Regions from separate parts of the Mus musculus genome. Here region 1 is linked to region 2. A link is a loop called in an ENCODE intact Hi-C map of the cell type or tissue named here. Cell type or tissue: left cerebral cortex. All regions are shown on one strand. Each heading gives the region's core, and the rest is flanking DNA. Links, peaks and the distances in the headings are about the cores only. Region 1 has its middle 10 kb from the start of Slit3. Region 2 has its middle 17 kb from the start of Gm25799.

Region 1 (8,339 bases), core at 91-8,090, 230 kb after region 2:
TCTCATATAGGTTCTTATAGATGCTTCTCCAGTTGGTCCTGAAACTGATGAGTTAGGAATGAACCTGATACCTCTGGTTGCCATGGATTTGTCTCTTCATTTCTGTTTTTACATGTCTTGAAGCGCTGTCGGGCATGTACACACTGGGGTTGTTAAGGCCTTATGAAGAAAGTGACTCCTTTATTATTATGAAACATTCCCTTTGACTCCGAGATTTTGTTTGTGGTAAATCTACTTTGCCTATTACTATAGCTACTCTTATAGCTTTAATTCGATGACTAGTTTGCACAATGTAATAATTTTATATTGAACCTACATGTGAACTTCTTATGGACATCCACTGGAGTCTCCCTTGTTTTACATTGTCTGACAAACTACTGGATTTAGAATAATTTGTTTTGAGCATTTATATATAATGTAAACTTTGAATGGGTTTGAATCTATGGACTTTTAGTTTGTCTTTTATTGGTCCTATATGTTCTCTTAAGTATACGGAACTTTTATTATTTTGTTATTCCTGATAGTTTTTAGCTATGTGTTTTTATTTTAAAAAGTTTTTGAGACAGGATTTCAAATAGCCTATCTGATATCATATAGCCTAACTCACTAAGATAGCCAAGAATACCCTTGAATTTCTTTTTTTTTTAAATTGGGTATTTATTTCATTTACATTTCCAATGCTATCCCATACCCTTGAATTTCTAACAGCGTCCTTCATTGCTTGAGTGGTACAGTCAAAGGTGTGTACTACTATAGCCTGTATGTGATGTTGGAGGATGAGCCCAGGGCTTGCAAGTATTCTATAACCTGAGCTGGATCTCCAGCCCTTTGCCTTATATTCTGATGGTTTAGCTAAGTTTTACTTATAGCACATGCCTTTATCTCACCATAGTTTACTTTCCAATATTATATGTTTGCCATTTAAAAGGTAACCTTTAGGCAGTGTGCTTTCATCCCCCCTCCTGACATTCTTTCTATTGTTATGTTAAATAAACACTCTTTATTTATAGGTCTGTCATAAGCCTCAAGATACAGTTATTATTTTCTTTAAGCAATTCCCTGTTTAAAAACTTTATTGAGGTAAAGTTTTCTTATAATGAATCCAATCCTTTAAAGTTCAGTTTGACAAGTTTTGGTAAATTGGCATACATTTGGTAAACTGGCATCTGTCTGGTGGTTATTCCGGGTGTCACTGCTATGAATATCGACGCATGAGTCTTTGGGTAGATATCTGTCTTTTCTGCTTTTTGCTTGTTTTGTTTCTTTAAATTTGGGGCATTTAGTGAGTAGAATACATTCAATTTCACAAACTCTACTGGAAACTGTCAAGCTGTTCTAAAGTTATTGCATTTGTTAGCAATACATGGGGCTCCAGTGTCTCCACTGCCTTACCAAAGCCTGGCAATTTCAGTCTTCGAAGTTGGACGTTCTCATGAGGCTGTAGAGCAGAGATTCTCAGCCTGTGGGTCATGACACCTTTGTGGGTAGAGTTTCAGATGTCCTGCATATCAGGTATTTACATTACAATTCATAACAATAGCAACATTACACTTATGAAGTAACAGTGAGATAGTTATATAATTGGGGGTCACCACAACATGAGGCAATATATATTAAAGGGTCACATCACGAGGAAGGCTGAGAACCAGTGCTGTAATGGAATCTCATCATGATATAAATTTGTGTCTCTCTAACCTAGTGAATAATACTTTTGAGTATCTTTGTATGTGTTCAATTATTATCTGGATACACTCATTATTTCTTTTAATGAAGTATTCTCTCAGTCCTCCATATGGTGTCAGACTGTCAATTATTCAATTACTAAAGAAAATATTTTCCTTTCTAAAACAAGTCACAAATGCCTGCAGGTTTACCTGCAGTTAATCCTTTAAAGGTAGTTTCCTTTTTATAAATTGCATGAGACACCTCTCAGAGGTCCCATTCGAGTGTTGACTCTTATTGTCAGATCCAAATCCATGGTGTGTCGGGTGACTGGCGTCTGAGCAGCCCCGGGGCTTGAGGCAGAGAAGCATTTGGACCACGAGGCACCTTGGGCAACATTGTGAGACCTCAGCTCCAAACCAAACACACCTGGAATAAACTTTTAAATGTGCATTGCAGTACTGCTCACCACATACACACTATTGGCCAGCAGGTTTCTAGAATGTTCTCATCTTGCATGCTGGGAACACTGTCCATCAGATAGCAACACTCTGTCCTTCCCTTGTCTGGGCAGCCAGGCTCTCTGCCTTTACTGGGCTTGACTAGTTTAGATCCCCTTACAAATAAAGTCTTGTGGTGCAAGTCCTTGTGTGCCTGCTCTATCACACGTACCACCACACCCTCGGGGTTCCTTCAGGTTATAGCACACCACAGGGCACATTTGGTTCTTTTCTCAAATCCCCTTTTTTCTTGCCTATGAAATAAGTGAAATATTTTCACAGCCCTGCTTTAATATCCTCGAAGGTAATCTTTGCCATCTCTGGGTCTGGTTTCCTTTTATTTTCCTTTTTACCAATCATGTTTTCTACTTTTCCTTTGAGCTCCTTGAGAGTCTAAGGTATCTTTAGTTCCACTGAAGATCAACATTGCTGTGGCATGTCTACCTTGTGCTTTATGCACCCCATGGTCTCTTCACTGACTTACTCACGTGTGTTGATTCTGGGGCTCTTCAGACTTCTGGTGTTTGAGGTTTCCTTTCCTAAAGTTACATGTTTTGCCCTGGCTCCAGGGAAGCCTTTTGCAGGTCTCTGGAACTCTGCTGCCCAGACCTCACTTCTCAGGCAAGAAGAATTATAAACATAGACACAGTGGCCACTCAGCTCTCTTGTCTGCTCAATTCACAGAGAATTCTGACCTCTCCCCCATTCTGCAACTTGGAAGTAATCTCTTGCCAATAAGCTGGCAAAATCACAGCTCACTTCATTCGTTTGTCATGGCAAGGAGCATAGTTACAAACTTCCAACTTTCCAATATTTGAAAACTACTTTCTTAGTACAGTTTTTTTTTCCTCACTTGCTCATGATGAAGGAGTAAATCCAATTCCCGGAGCTCCATCACAGTTAGACGCAGAACTCTCCACTTGAAGCGCTGGCTGAGAGATGTAATGTGATCCGACATATAATCTAACATGACGAGACTTCTGGGTGAAAGCTGACTGGGGAAGGTAAGGGATGATGGAGGCAAGGAGCTAAGAGTGAATTGCTAAAGCTCAGGACAAAACCACTCATGGTGATAATGATAGGCAGGAGAGGAAATAGTTGGACTCGGGACTTAGAAAAAATAAAGAGGAGTTGCTAGTTGTTTGGATGCGGAGCAAGAACAGAAAGGAGAGATCAAGGATGCTGTCAGAGTTTTGGCCCAGTCACCAGAAGAGTGGGATATCATTGGAAAGAAATGGTTTTAGTAGAGCGTTGAGGAGCAACTGTGGAAGAAGGGGTTCAAGGAGGAATATTAAAGAGAGTCTCGGACACAGCGTGGATAGGTAATTCTCTCAAGGAGTTTGGTAAATCACTTTTGTTAGGTTCAACGCCCCCCCCCCCCACACACACCCGCAGTCACTTATAATCCGCAAGCTTCGTCCTCCTGAGTTGTCTGGCGCTATCCCACAACCCTCTGCTCCCACTTCCGCATCGCCTGCTCCTGCTATACTCTAGCTCTTGCGGTTCCCACGGCTCTCTCCCACCCCCTGCTTCCCTAGCCCTGGCTCTGCTCAGCCAGCTCTCTTTTCTCTCTGTTCTGGACTCCTACAGATGCCTCTGGATCCTTTTTTTTCTCTTCTTCAAAATAAAACCCATTCCTCAAATAGAGCCATCATCTTGGCAGATTCTTTTCTGGACCCTCCCATACAAATCTCATTTCTCAAGGAATTCACTGGCCAGACAGAATTAGAAGTAAAAAAAAAAAAAAAAAAAAAAAAAAAAACGTAGAGAGATCATCTCTTTAGTGCACAAAAGAGGCTTCCAGAGTTACAGATCAAGGAGAGAAGGCTCCAGTACAGTGGGGGCGAGGGAGGGTGGAGCTATAAAATGCTTCTTGTGTGGTGGTTTGAGTAAGAATGGCCTGCATAGGAAAGCAAGAGGCTCCCAGGACCCTGCAGATAGTTTTTTAAAAACCAGAATTAGATATGTTTTCATTTTACCTTTCTTTCTTTTTTAATTATTTTTTATTTTTATTAGATATCTTCATTTACATTTCAAATACTATCCCAAAAGTCCCCTCTATCCCCCTCCCCCGCTCCCCTACCCACCCAGTCCCACTTCTTGCTCCTGGTGTTTCCCCTGAACTGGGGCATATAAAGTTTCCAAGACCAAGGTGCCTCTCTTCCCAATGATGGCCGACTAGGCCATCTTCTACTACATATGCAGCTAGAGACACGAGCTCTGGGGGTACTGACTAGTTCATATTGTTGTTCCATCTATAGGGTTGCAGACCCCTTCAACTCTTGGGTACTTTTTCTAGCTCCAACATTGGGGGCCCTGTGTTCCATCCTATAGATGATTGTGAGCATCCACTTCTGTATTTGCCAGGCACTGGCAAAGCCTCACAGGAGACAGCTATATCAGGGTCCTTTCAGCAAAATCTTGCTGGCATATGCAATAGTGCGTTTGGTGACTTATTATGGGATGGACCCCCGGGTGGTGCAGTCTCTGGATGGTCCATCCTTTCGTCTTAGCTCCAAACTTTGTCTCTGCAACTCCTTCCATGGATAATTTATTCCCTATTCTAGGGAGGGATGAACTATCCACAAGTTGGTCTTCCTTCTTGATTTTCTTGTGGTTTGGAAGTTGTATCTTGGGTATTCTAGGTTTCTGGGCTAATATCCACTTATCAGTGAGTGCTTATCAAGTGACTTCTTTTGTGATTGGGTTACCTCACTCAGGATGATATCCTCCAGATACATCCATTTGCCCAAGAATTTCATAAATTCATTGTTTTTAATAGCTGAGTAGTTCTCCACTGTGTAAATGTACCACATTTTCTGTATCCATTCCTCTGTTGAGGGACATCTGGGTTCTTTTCAGCTTCTGGCTATTATAAATAGGGCTGTTATGAACATAGTGGAGCATGTGTCCTTATTACCAGTTGGAACATCTTCTGGGTATATGCGCAGGAGAGGTATTGCTGGATCTACCGGTAGTACTCTGTCCAGTTTTCTGAGGAACCACCAGATTGATTTCCAGAGTGGTTGTACCAGCTTGCAATCCTACCAGCAATGGAGGAGTGTTCCTCTTTCTCCACATCCTCACCAGCATCTGCTGTCAACTGAATTTTTGATCCTAGCCATTCTGACTGGTGCGAGGTGGAACCTCAGGGTTGTTTTGATTTGCATTTCCCTGATGATTAAGGATGTTGAACATTTTTTAAGTGCTTCTGAGCCCTTCAGTATTCCTCAGTTGAGAATTCTTTGTTTAGCTCTGTAGCCCATTTTTTAATTTCTGGAGTTCAGCTTCTTGAGCTCTTTGTATATATTGGATATTAGTCCCCTATCTTGCTTTCCTGGCATCTGGGGTTTTCTGTTGGCTATACCCTCTGGCATGAAAGGGAGGGGAGGCCCTTGGTCCTATGAATGCTAGGGGAATTGGGGCAGGAGGGGTGGGTAGGGAGGGGAGCACCCTCATGGAGGCAGGTGGGTGGAGGGTGGGATGGGGGTGGGAAAGGAGAAAACATTTGAAAAGTAAATAAACAAAATAACTAATAAAAATTTTTAATAATAATAAAAAATGGAAGTGCATCACTTCCTCCAAAGATGGGCTTTGAGGTTTCAAGACCTCCTGCCTGGTCCAGTTCCCTCTATGTGCTGCTGTGGATCAGGATGTAGAACTCTCTTCTGCTTCTCCAGCACCATGCTCTCTGCCATGATGATAAAGGACTCAGCCTCTGAGACTGTAAGCAAGCCCCCAGTTAAATGCTTTGTTGTTATAAGAGCTGTCTTGGTCATGGTGTCTCTTGACAACAATAGAGCAGTAACTAAGACACCAAGGGTCAAGGTGAGGCTGAGCTTCAGGGTTAAGGACCAAGGCAGTTACCCGAGAAGGAGGAGGCTGAGAGAGGAACTGCAGAAGGTAGGGAGATGTGATAAGTTCTCAGGTGGCAAACTCCACAAGGCTTTCAGGGAACAATGACTGAGTCTCTCTAACTCCATGGAAGGTGGGTGGGGGGATTGCCAAAGAAGCAAAGCTGAGATAGAGAGAGCTAATAGCTTTTAAAGGCCTGTGTGTCCTTCAGGCTTCATCCTACCAAGAAACACCCTGAGCTCTGCCTGTGAAGGAAATCAGTAAGAGGCCCAGGAAGGGGGTAGAGAAAGACTAAGTCAGGGGAGGGAGGAAGGGTCAGGGGAGCTGCAAAGCTTAGTTGAAAGGTCATGATTGTTAGACTTGAAGAGTTCACACTGGTGCATATGCAAACACACACACACACACACACACACACATTAGCAGTCCTGGTGACTTTGTCCTAAACAAAAGGCCTTTGGCCTGTTAAACAGAAGGATTGCGATTGGATAAACAAGCCTAAAGGCAGTTGTGTTTAGCAGAAAAGTGAATCTTCTAAGGGGGATTCTTCTTTCCCAGGAGCCATGCTTAATCCTCCAGGAATCTTCATTAACCTTCTCCCAAAGGTCAGTCTCTAGCAAGGGCACCTGGGACAGCCTATATCAGCTCAGATACCCACCCTGATAACTGTCATAGAAAACCTGCTAGCTTTTTAGCCATTTTTGCCCCACCCCACCTCCAGGAGATAGCCTTAGCAGTTTGATCCCCAGTAAATCTTTCTACCCAGGGAATGCTATTGTTTGTTGGTTTCTCTACATCTTCACTCATGGTGATGAGGTTCCACATAAGAGGAACAAAAGAACAGAGAGTTTAAAAACACATTTCTCTCATTTTGCCTGGCCCACTCAGTAGATGAGGATGCTATTAAATGCACACTAGGAATTTGTACAGTGTATCTTACAGAAATGCGCATGCCTTCAATGAGGTCATATCTCTAAGGGGTAAGTTAGAGGTTTATTATAATCACCAATCCTGCTTGTTTTTTTTTTTATCAATTATGCTCCATATTCTCAATCATAAAACCACAAAAACAAATCAACAAAAAATTTGCAAAAGCCGACCTGGGGAGACGGCTCAGCAGTTAAGAGCCCTTGCTACTCTTTCAGAGGTCCTGAGTTCAGTTCCCACCACCCTCACTGGGCAGTTCAGTATCACTTGCGAATCTAGCTCCAGGGGTTCCAACCACCTCTTTTGGCCTCTGAGAGCATACACACATATGGCATAATTCACTCAGGGCTACACATATGCACATAAATTAAAAGATATCTTTAAAATCTGTATAGCCTATAGAAAATACAATGCTGTCTCTCCTGGATAGTTTCTGGCAGAAACTAAACCTCAGAAACTTTAAGCCAGCCCTAATGAAATGCTTTCCTTATTAAGAGATGCTATGGTCATGATGTCTCTTCACAGCAATGGAAACCCTAACTAAGACAATGGCCCAACCTAAAACTTCCTGGTGGGACCCATCTCTTAATATCCTGGGAGCCTTCTCTGGATTCTTTCTATATATGTAGCCAACAGGCAGAGGGCCCGGGCTTTGATGTTTACATAAGACTTCAGAGACAAGTTGAAAGTGGTATGTATCCTGTTTCATTGGTCAGAGTGAGGCACGTATCCTCAATCTAACTTCAGAGGAGGTTGGGAAATGTAGTTTTCCTGTGGGCCTGGTAGGCAAAATTAGGCCTGTGAGTATCAAGTGAGTCTCAGCCACACAGAGGATTTTATTTGGCTGCTGTGAGGACTACTCTGTTAATGTATGCAAAATATTCAGAGCTGTCCCCAGCACATTCAGGGACATCCATGTTTTCTGCCATTATAGGAGGAGATTCTTGAAGCCAATTGTTGCTGGCCGAACTGAAGACTGCACTGGTGCTTTGTCAAGCCAGAGAGCAGGCTGGGGGTGCAGTGAGCCCATACTGCCCAAGAATGCCAGCAAAGAATGCCAACATTCCCACCAACCTGTGTGCCATATCCTCCGCTTTGTTTATTTGGTTGCCAGGGTGGGACAAGTTTTACGCACAGGTGTTTTGGTGATTAATACTCTTCAATTTGGAGCGCCATTTCCCCAGTGACAGACCTTACTTTGTTTAGGTTTGAGATACATCATCGCACAGTTTTTGAGAGGCTTACGATGGTCATTCACTGTCTGCACACATCTCACATCTACACCGAAGCTTTAAGAACCGAAAGACTGGCCCTACCCCTTGGCTGAGTTGCCTTTTGATGCCCAACTTGGCAGAAATCGACGCAGTCTGGGCAAGCATCACTTTGGGGACATGTTTC
Region 2 (8,339 bases), core at 194-8,193:
GAAGACCTTTCAAGTGCTGGAGGATTCCCTGGGTTTATTTCTTCTTTGGTGCTCTCTGTTTTGGTAGAAGAATGCTCAAAGTTTAGTAAACAAAACACACAGGCCCGCTGCCTGTGGATGGTAAACTAGAGAAAGAGTGAGAAGTGGAAATTCTTTTTTTTTTTTCATTTTTTAAAAATATTTTTTATTACATATTTTCCTCAATTACATTTCCAATGCTATCCCAAAAGTCCCCCATACCCTCCCCCCCTTCCCTACCCACCCATTCTCATTTTTTTGGCCCTGGCGTTCCCCTGTACTGGGGCATATACATTTTGCGTGTCCAATGGGCCTCTCTTTCCAGTGATGGCCGACTAGGTCATCTTTTGATACATATGCAGCTAGAGTCAAGAGCTCCGGGGTACTGGTTAGTTCATAATGTTGTTCCACCTATAGGGTTGCAGATCCCTTTAGCTCCTTGGGTACTTTCTCTAGCTCCTCCATTGGGAGCCCTGTGATCCATCCAATAGCTGACTGTGAGCATCCACTTCTGTGTTTGCTAGGCCCCGGCATAGTCTCACAAGAGATAGCTACATCTGGGTCCTTTCGATAAAATCTTGCTAGTGTATGCAATGGTGTCAGCATTTGGAAGCTGATTATGGGGTGGGTCCCTGGATATGGCAGTCTCTAGATGGTCCATCCTTTCGTCTCAGCTCCAAACTTTGTCTCTGTAACTCCTTCCATGGGTGTTTTGTTCCCAATTCTAAGGAGGGGCATAGTGTCCACACTTCAGTCTTAATTCTTGAGTTTCATGTGTTTAGCAAATTGTATCTTATATCTTGGGTATCCTAGGTTTTGGGCTAATATCCCCTTATCAGTGAGTACATATTGTGTGAGTTCCTTTGTGTGAATGTGTTAACTCACTCAGGATGATGCCCTCCAGGTCCATCCATTTGCCTAGGAATTTCATAAATTCATTCTTTTTAATAGCTGAGTAGTACTCCATTGTGTAAATGTACCACATTTTCTGTATCCATTCCTCTGTTGAGGGGCATCTGGGTTCTTTCCAGCTTCTGGCTATTATAAATAAGGCTGCTATGAACATAGTGGAGCATGTGTCCTTCTTACCGGTTGGGACATCTTCTGGATATATGCCCAGGAGAGGTATTGCTGGATCCTCCGGTAGTACTATGTCCAATTTTCTGAGGAACCGCCAGACTGATTTCCAGAGTGGTTGTACAAGCCTGCAATCCCACCAACAATGGAGGAGTGTTCCTCTTTCTCCACATCCTCGCCAGCATCTGCTGTCACCTGAATTTTTGATCTTAGCCATTCTGACTGGTGTGAGGTGGAATCTCAGGGTTGTTTTGATTTGCATTTCCCTGATGATTAAGGATGTTGAACATTTTTTCAGGTGCTTCTCTGCCATTCGGTATTCCTCAGGTGAGAATTCTTTGTTCAATTCTGAGCCCCATTTTTTAATGGGGTTATTTGATTTTCTGAAGTCCACCTTCTTGAGTTCTTTATATATGTTGGATATTAGTCCCCTATCCGATTGAAGTGGGAATTCTTGCACAGACAGATTAGACAGAGATGTAATCTGTTTCCTATTAAAATATGTCTTAGAAATAAGGGCATGTTTGGGGAAAACAACTCAAGACAAAATGCGATTGAATAACTTTCCACTTGAGCTTCAATATCTACCTTACCCCATCTTGGTCAGGCAGTGATTGCTAAGTCATATTAATAAAAACAAGATAGAAAGTTGCATGTCATGACACTTATCTTTCTATTGCATACATCATCCTGTTCAGCGAATTTAAAACCTGGGCACACCTTTAATCCCAGCATTTGGGAGGCAGAGGCAATGGGCTCTCTGAATTCAAAGTCAGCCTGGTCTACAAAACAAGTTCCAGGACAATCATGGCTGTTATTTAAAGAGACCCTGTCTCAAAAACAAACAAACATACAAAAAAAGAGAGTTTGAACATTGAAAATTATTCCTTTGATTTCTGAAAGCTCCCGTTATGCTGAGAAATAAGCTAATACCCTGCTAGAATGTGATTCACCACCCCCATTCCACATCCTCATTGACAAGAGCATTTTAACACTGTAAGCATGTATGGATTTTATAGCTCTTCTTTGCAATCTCCACATGTTCTAAAACATACATGGAAATTTCCACAGGGGAGCCTAATCCCACCTATCACTTTGATATACCAGGCAAGCAGACTTTGTGGAAATTGTTTTGTTGCAGACGTCATAGAAGATCAACTCCCACTGCCTTGTGTGATTTGCTTATATAGAAGGAAGCAGGAACAAGTCTCTTACCACATCTTGACAATGGGGCCAACCTTAACCACACTATTATCATCTGCCCCCTGATGGAGATGAGTCAAAGAGATGTCTCAACAATTCCAACTGTAGCCACCTCCAGCTTTCCTTTGCAGGCATTGCTCTGTATTTATGAATAAATGCACTTTTGCTGACTTGCTTCTGGAAAACATTATTAAATGGGGAAGGGGCTTTCCCATTGCTGGGCATTCCTTCATGCCAGCAAAATATTCAAATCACAGAATTCTGAATTAGTGTTTTTTTCAGTTACAAAGATATCCCTGTAGACATAAGTATGAGTCATTCGAGAATTATTGGTTTGATTCTTGTAGTTGAGAGAAGGGAATGAGGCGATTTGAAGCCCACATGAAATTAACTATTTAATTATTTTCTTTTGAGACTGTGTCTATAATAGAATGGACCCGACTCCCCAGTCTACCTGGGATAACCACCGTGAGCATTCTGAAGCATATTGTTGAATGCAGGACCATCACGAGGCTGATATTCCTCTGCACTCACGCTCCCTGGCCTTAGCTGCTGTCTGGGAATCTTTGTAGAGTAGCTAGCTAGCTGCCTCTCTGGGGACCATACACAAAGACTCACTCAACTCTACATGGACCCCTACACAGATGGGCTCTCATCTCAGGTGAGCACTCATATATTATTTCAAACCTGTGTCTAGGCAGATTTTCCACACTCTCTTGAGCCATAAATAATTGAACTTCTGGTGATGAGAACCAGGTCTAGGGCTGTCTACTTCTCCTAGACTAGCCCTGTGGATCTCACTTCCCTTCTGCATCTGCACTGGGGGGCATGGTGGTGAGTATACTTCCCCTCCACTTTCCCTCTGTGCCCACTAGCTCATCACCAGAACGAGGAAAGGCTTTTGTTTAAAAGAGAAAAACAGACCCATGAACTGAAATACGAGATCACCCACAACCAGGCAACATGGCTTTGATAATTTCCTAAAGTAAGCCTAATGATTTAATGTTCGGGCTCTCCTATATTATGTTCCTCTCTATTTACGTTAACAATTGGGAAGGGATTAGATTTCTATATGTATTACAGATGTGACTAAGTTATGATTTGTTGCTGGGGTTGTGGTCAGGGTCAGGTGTTTTGAAGTTTGGGGCTTCTTATTCAAGGAGTTCAAATAAAAAGCCCACACACATGGCAAGTGTATCTAGAAAACTTTATTCAAAGCAAAGCTCTAGAATAGGTCTGAATATCCTGCAAGAGGGCAATGGGTCATGAGAATGAAGACACTCAGGAACTCCAGTTATTATTTGGAGTTTCATTTTAAGGACTTCACAAATGGGAGGAGGAACTTGGGTGATAAGGGACATGGAGAAGGTGGTTCTCTGTTTTTATTGACAGGTTAGGCATAAAGTCTTTTTTTCTGCTATACACGTCCCTACCCATGATGCATCTGATTTTAATCATATCTGCACCCAATTCTTCAGAGGCATAGGAGATTCTGCCTAAATAAATAAATAAATAAATAAAACTCATGTTAGGGCAATTTTGCCTTGTTGTATATATACCACAAGCCAATTTAGACTGGATTTCACTCCAGATTTTTGTACTGGGACATAACTGGGAATATGTTTAAGTAGAATCTATCCAGGGTACTAGGGTAGGGAAAAATTAATTCCCTTGTTCGAAGTAGAATGTACAGGTGAGGACCCAAGGTCACTAGGTGCATGGATCAAGGAGGAGTATTGGCGCATGGTATGTGCAGGCAAAGAAGCTAGACTCTCAGCTGCATTATTAGAATAAAGATAGGATGTAAAAGGGTTTGTCTATAACCCAAACAAAGTAGAGTCTGAGGTTGCTAAACCGTTCTCTATGCTGGCTCACCTCAACAGACCACTGGATGTCACTCTTAAGCTATGCTAGCATAGCTCTAGCTACAATAACAGTTTCCAATAGTACATTCAGATAGTACGTTAGGAGACACAGCCAGGGATAGACATCCCTAAAACCGCTCAACTGGTGCATTTGCAGGATCAGCTACAGCAAAGTTTACTCGAGATTCCTCTACATTTTCTCTAACTTTCTTCTTAGGAGCCATTAAGAGGGCTAATAATCAGAGGACATCCCACCAGTATCAAAAGACACGTCTATCATTCAACATCTTCATTAGCTGCATGCTACAAGCAGGGCCTTAGGAAAATGAGCAATAAAATTGACAGACAAGAAGAGGTGAGTTTATAGCATGCACACAGTAAACTTACTAGAATCTAACTGTGGCAGAAGAGTGTGAAAGGAAACTAATCTAAATCGGGTGGTACTGTGGCTTGGCCTTCCAGATGGGTGTTGGAACTGAGTTGCCATTGTCACACTGTTAGAGGTGATTCTCTCATGAGGACTGTATTGTCCTGGATGCATTAAAGCCATTATTTGGGGTGGATTAGTTCTTGAAGATTGGCTTTGTTACAGAGCAAGTTCTTTTTGTGTGTGTTCTCTTTCCATTTGATGTTCTCTACCACATTACAGTCTCTCACCTGAAGGCGCGTCAAACATCAATGCCAAGATCTTTGCCTTCTCTGCCTCTAGAACTGTAAGAAGTTTCTTCAACGTGCAAATTGCCTGGTCTGTGGCTGTCAGTACAGCAGTAGATGAGTCAGAAACTCCATCTGTCCATTTGACTCAGTGACCTTGTGCCTCAGAATGATCGAACCCAACTCTGGGATCAGGGGTCTGCAAACTCTGTTCCCCAGACTTCATTGTGGGGAGCTTCTGGCTGGATTATATCAACTTGAAGGGTAAGAGGCAGAAGGTGCTCTCTGTCTCTTCCAGCTCTTCTCAGCTTCCTTCCCATTGGACTCAGACAGGACTGAGACTTAACTCGGCATTTCTCCACCTTTCTGTAACGTAACCCTTCTTCTTAGATCCACTGGCAAGCATGTGATGTGCTCCACAGAGACTCTGAACCATCTTACCAAGGACCTTAGTGATCTGGACATTAACTGTGAGAACCCCACTACTACCCCAAGTGTCTGACTTTAGGAATATCAGGTCTTCTCCTTCAGTCCTCCAGCTTCAGTATCTTCTCAAGGCTACCTGAGCAGTTCTGTTACTGATGGTGGATTTGAATCTGATCTTGCCAGGTTCTTGGAACTGAAACCAAAGACCACACAGATTTGCAAAGTGGCAAAGAGATTATGTAAAATCACAGCAACAAAGAAGGCCTGAATGTCCTGCAAGGCAACAGCAGGCCACATGAGCGAAAACAGTCAAAAGCCCTGATTATTGTTTTGAGCCTTCAAGAATTTTATGGAGTTCAAGAGTAAGACAGTTGAGGCTACTAAGGAGTAGAGTGAGGGTGGCTCTCTGTTCTCCTAAAGTCACATAATTATTTTCTACTGCACATATAATTTCTCATGATTTTAATCACAGGAACCTTCAACGATGCATAAGCAAGAGATGGGAAACAGGGTTTTATCCTTAAAGTTTATTTGAGGACAGTTTTGCCTTAACTACCCATGTGCCCCAAACCAGTTCAAGCCCAATCAGCCTTTCAACCTGCACACATTGGCAATGTAACTGAATAGAAACCATCCACTCCAGGTACTTGTTAGCAGAGGAGAGATTTATCCCATTGTTCTGAGAGATGTGAGTCCACTGTGCTGTGGTATATGCACATAGCACACGCAGGTAAAAAAAGACAGGCTGCTCAGCACATTTCTTTCTTTTTAAAAATAGGGTTGCTGCATTTTATTTGTTGACTTTTAATTGGATATTTTATTAATTCACTTTTTAAGCTTTCCCAGTTTCCCCTCTGCAAACCCCCTATCCCATCTCCCTTTACCCTGCTCCTATGAGTGTGCTCTCCCACACACCTACCCACTCCTGCCTCACAGCCCTAGCTTTCCCCTACACTGGGGCATCAAGCCTTCACAGGACCAAGGGCCTTGTTTCCCATTGATGCCAGATAAGGCCCCTTCAGCACATTTCTTGAAGATAGAACGTATGCATGGCCCACAACAAGTAGAGATCCAGGTTGCTAAACGATTCCCTGGGCTTGCCTAACCCTGTATTTTGTACTCCTCTGGCCTTCCAATAAATGTTTAACTCATTCTCTGTATTAAATCACCTCTCTTTCAAATTCCTAGGCTGGATTCCTTTTCATGTTAGGGCTCTGACTTAGTAAGTATGCCACAAGAGATATACATGTTTTTCCCCCCTCATTCAGTATCATATTCTCATAGCTGAGAAGCACACTAAATGAGAATCTAATGTTTATAATATAGATGTAATCATAGGCCGACTGGTGGCCAGCTAAAAAGGATAGAATATAAACCTTTATACAAATGAATGACCTACTGATAGATCTATTCTGCCATTAGAGGAAATTCATGTTGAATTAAGTGAGCGATGGTCTCCACATTGTCCCTTTCTTAGAGATTTCCAAAAGTAATTTAGCCACAGAGATTTTAGCCTTCAGTTTTTGATGGGGCTTTGAGGTGGAGTCTTGTTATGTGTCCCTAACTGATCTAAAATTCATTCTGTAGATCAGGGTGGCATCAAACTTACAGGGATCCTCCCAAGTGCTGGAATTACAGACATACACCACCACACTTAGTTTCCTTTCCATTTTGACTTTAGCCACTGAATCTTTCCCAACACTGTCTCCATAGTATGACCTTGCCACAGGGAGTCAACAATGCTTGCATTCAGAAACTGTCAACCCAGCAGAAGAAACATGGCATGTGCAAAGAGTGAGAGGAGACACAACAAGGCTTGCTGGGAGCAGTGCACACAAGGACAGTCCATTTGTCACCTGTTGGCAGTTAGGCTTCATGAAATGCTTTGGAAGAGAGAGAGAGAGAAGGCAGGGGTGTGGTGTCACCTTCTGCTAAGTCTCCCATCCCCTTGTTTATAGCGGGTGTGTGGGGGGGTGTTGTTTATACTCAACAACTTTCACATTTTGGGTGATCTCACACTTCAGCTTCTTTGGTGAGGGATATCTACCTGTATTTTAATTAATTTTTAAAAAACCATATTCTATTCATTTATTTTGTGTGTGCCTACACATGTATGTTGTGCATTGGGGGTGCTCATGTGCCACAGCATGCTTGTGAAGTTCAGAGGAAAACTTGCAAAAGTAGCTTCTCTCTTTCTACCACACAGGTCCTGAGGAGTAAACTCAGGGCTTCAGAATGCTAGCTAGGACCTTTCCCCACTGCACCATCTTGCCAGCCCTTGTAGTTAAACTTTAAAGACCCATTTGAGAAAAAAAGGACACTTCCCTAGAGAACTTTTGCTCAGTGCAGAATCTCCCCCAACACGTCAACACATTTTATTTCTTTTTTTTTATCCACAATACAATGCTATAGTTAATTGTGGTTTCCTTTTATGATTCACCTGTTATATTCTTTTTTAAAATATTTTTATTACATATTTTCCTCAATTACATTTCCAATGCTATCCCAAAAGTCCCCCATACCCTCCCCCGCCCCACTTCCCTACCCACCCATTCCCATCTTTTTGGCCCTGGCGTTCCCCTGTATATAGTGGGAGACTATTTCTTTTTTTTTTTAAGTAACCATAATAATTTCTGAAGGTCTCTCAATATTACATGCTTGAAAATTTAAATTGTTTAGTGTTATTAATTGTACAAAGTAAGTTTCTTCTCCATCATTTGCATAAATGTATTGATCCCGCTTTGTGAGAATCCAAATCCCTTCATGCCCTCCCCCTGATTACATCACCCCCCCCCCGTTTCTTTTCTATTGGTCACTCTTCCGCTTTCAGACTTTTTGTTTTTAAGATTCTACAAATAAGAGGAGTGCACAATCCTTTATGTCTTTATGTGCTTGCCTTTCCTGCAAAAGGCATGACTATATTCTCCTTTATAACCAAATTGTACTCCATTGCGTATGTATAGCATGCTTTGTTTGTCTATTCCTCTGAGGACAAACATCTAGGTTGACTTCATAGCTTGACTATTGTGATGCTATGTAGCATAGTAATACACTCTTGAGTTTTTTTAATAGAGCAAGGTTAATTAATTCTTTGTT

What was found. Hi-C counts contacts between places; a loop is a spot of excess contacts. Peaks named below come from ENCODE experiments on the same cell type or tissue, not always from the same donor. Only the 100,000 strongest peaks of a DNase experiment are listed, where the experiment ranks them.
Region 1: it touches region 2 in a loop (2.4-fold over the local background); 13 of 42 quality-filtered maps call a loop at or near these places.

Annotation. Positions count from the first base shown.
Region 1 is chr11:35,107,080-35,115,418 of GRCm38, forward strand. No RefSeq gene overlaps it. Among named protein-coding and RNA genes, the nearest start is that of Slit3, 10 kb to the right of the region's middle. In left cerebral cortex, for the core only: no CTCF peak of the experiment used is centred there; a DNase peak (open chromatin) is centred at 3,659.
Region 2 is chr11:34,877,525-34,885,863 of GRCm38, forward strand. No RefSeq gene overlaps it. Among named protein-coding and RNA genes, the nearest start is that of Gm25799, 17 kb to the right of the region's middle. In left cerebral cortex, for the core only: a CTCF peak has its summit at 4,189; DNase peaks (open chromatin) are centred at 2,326 and 4,187.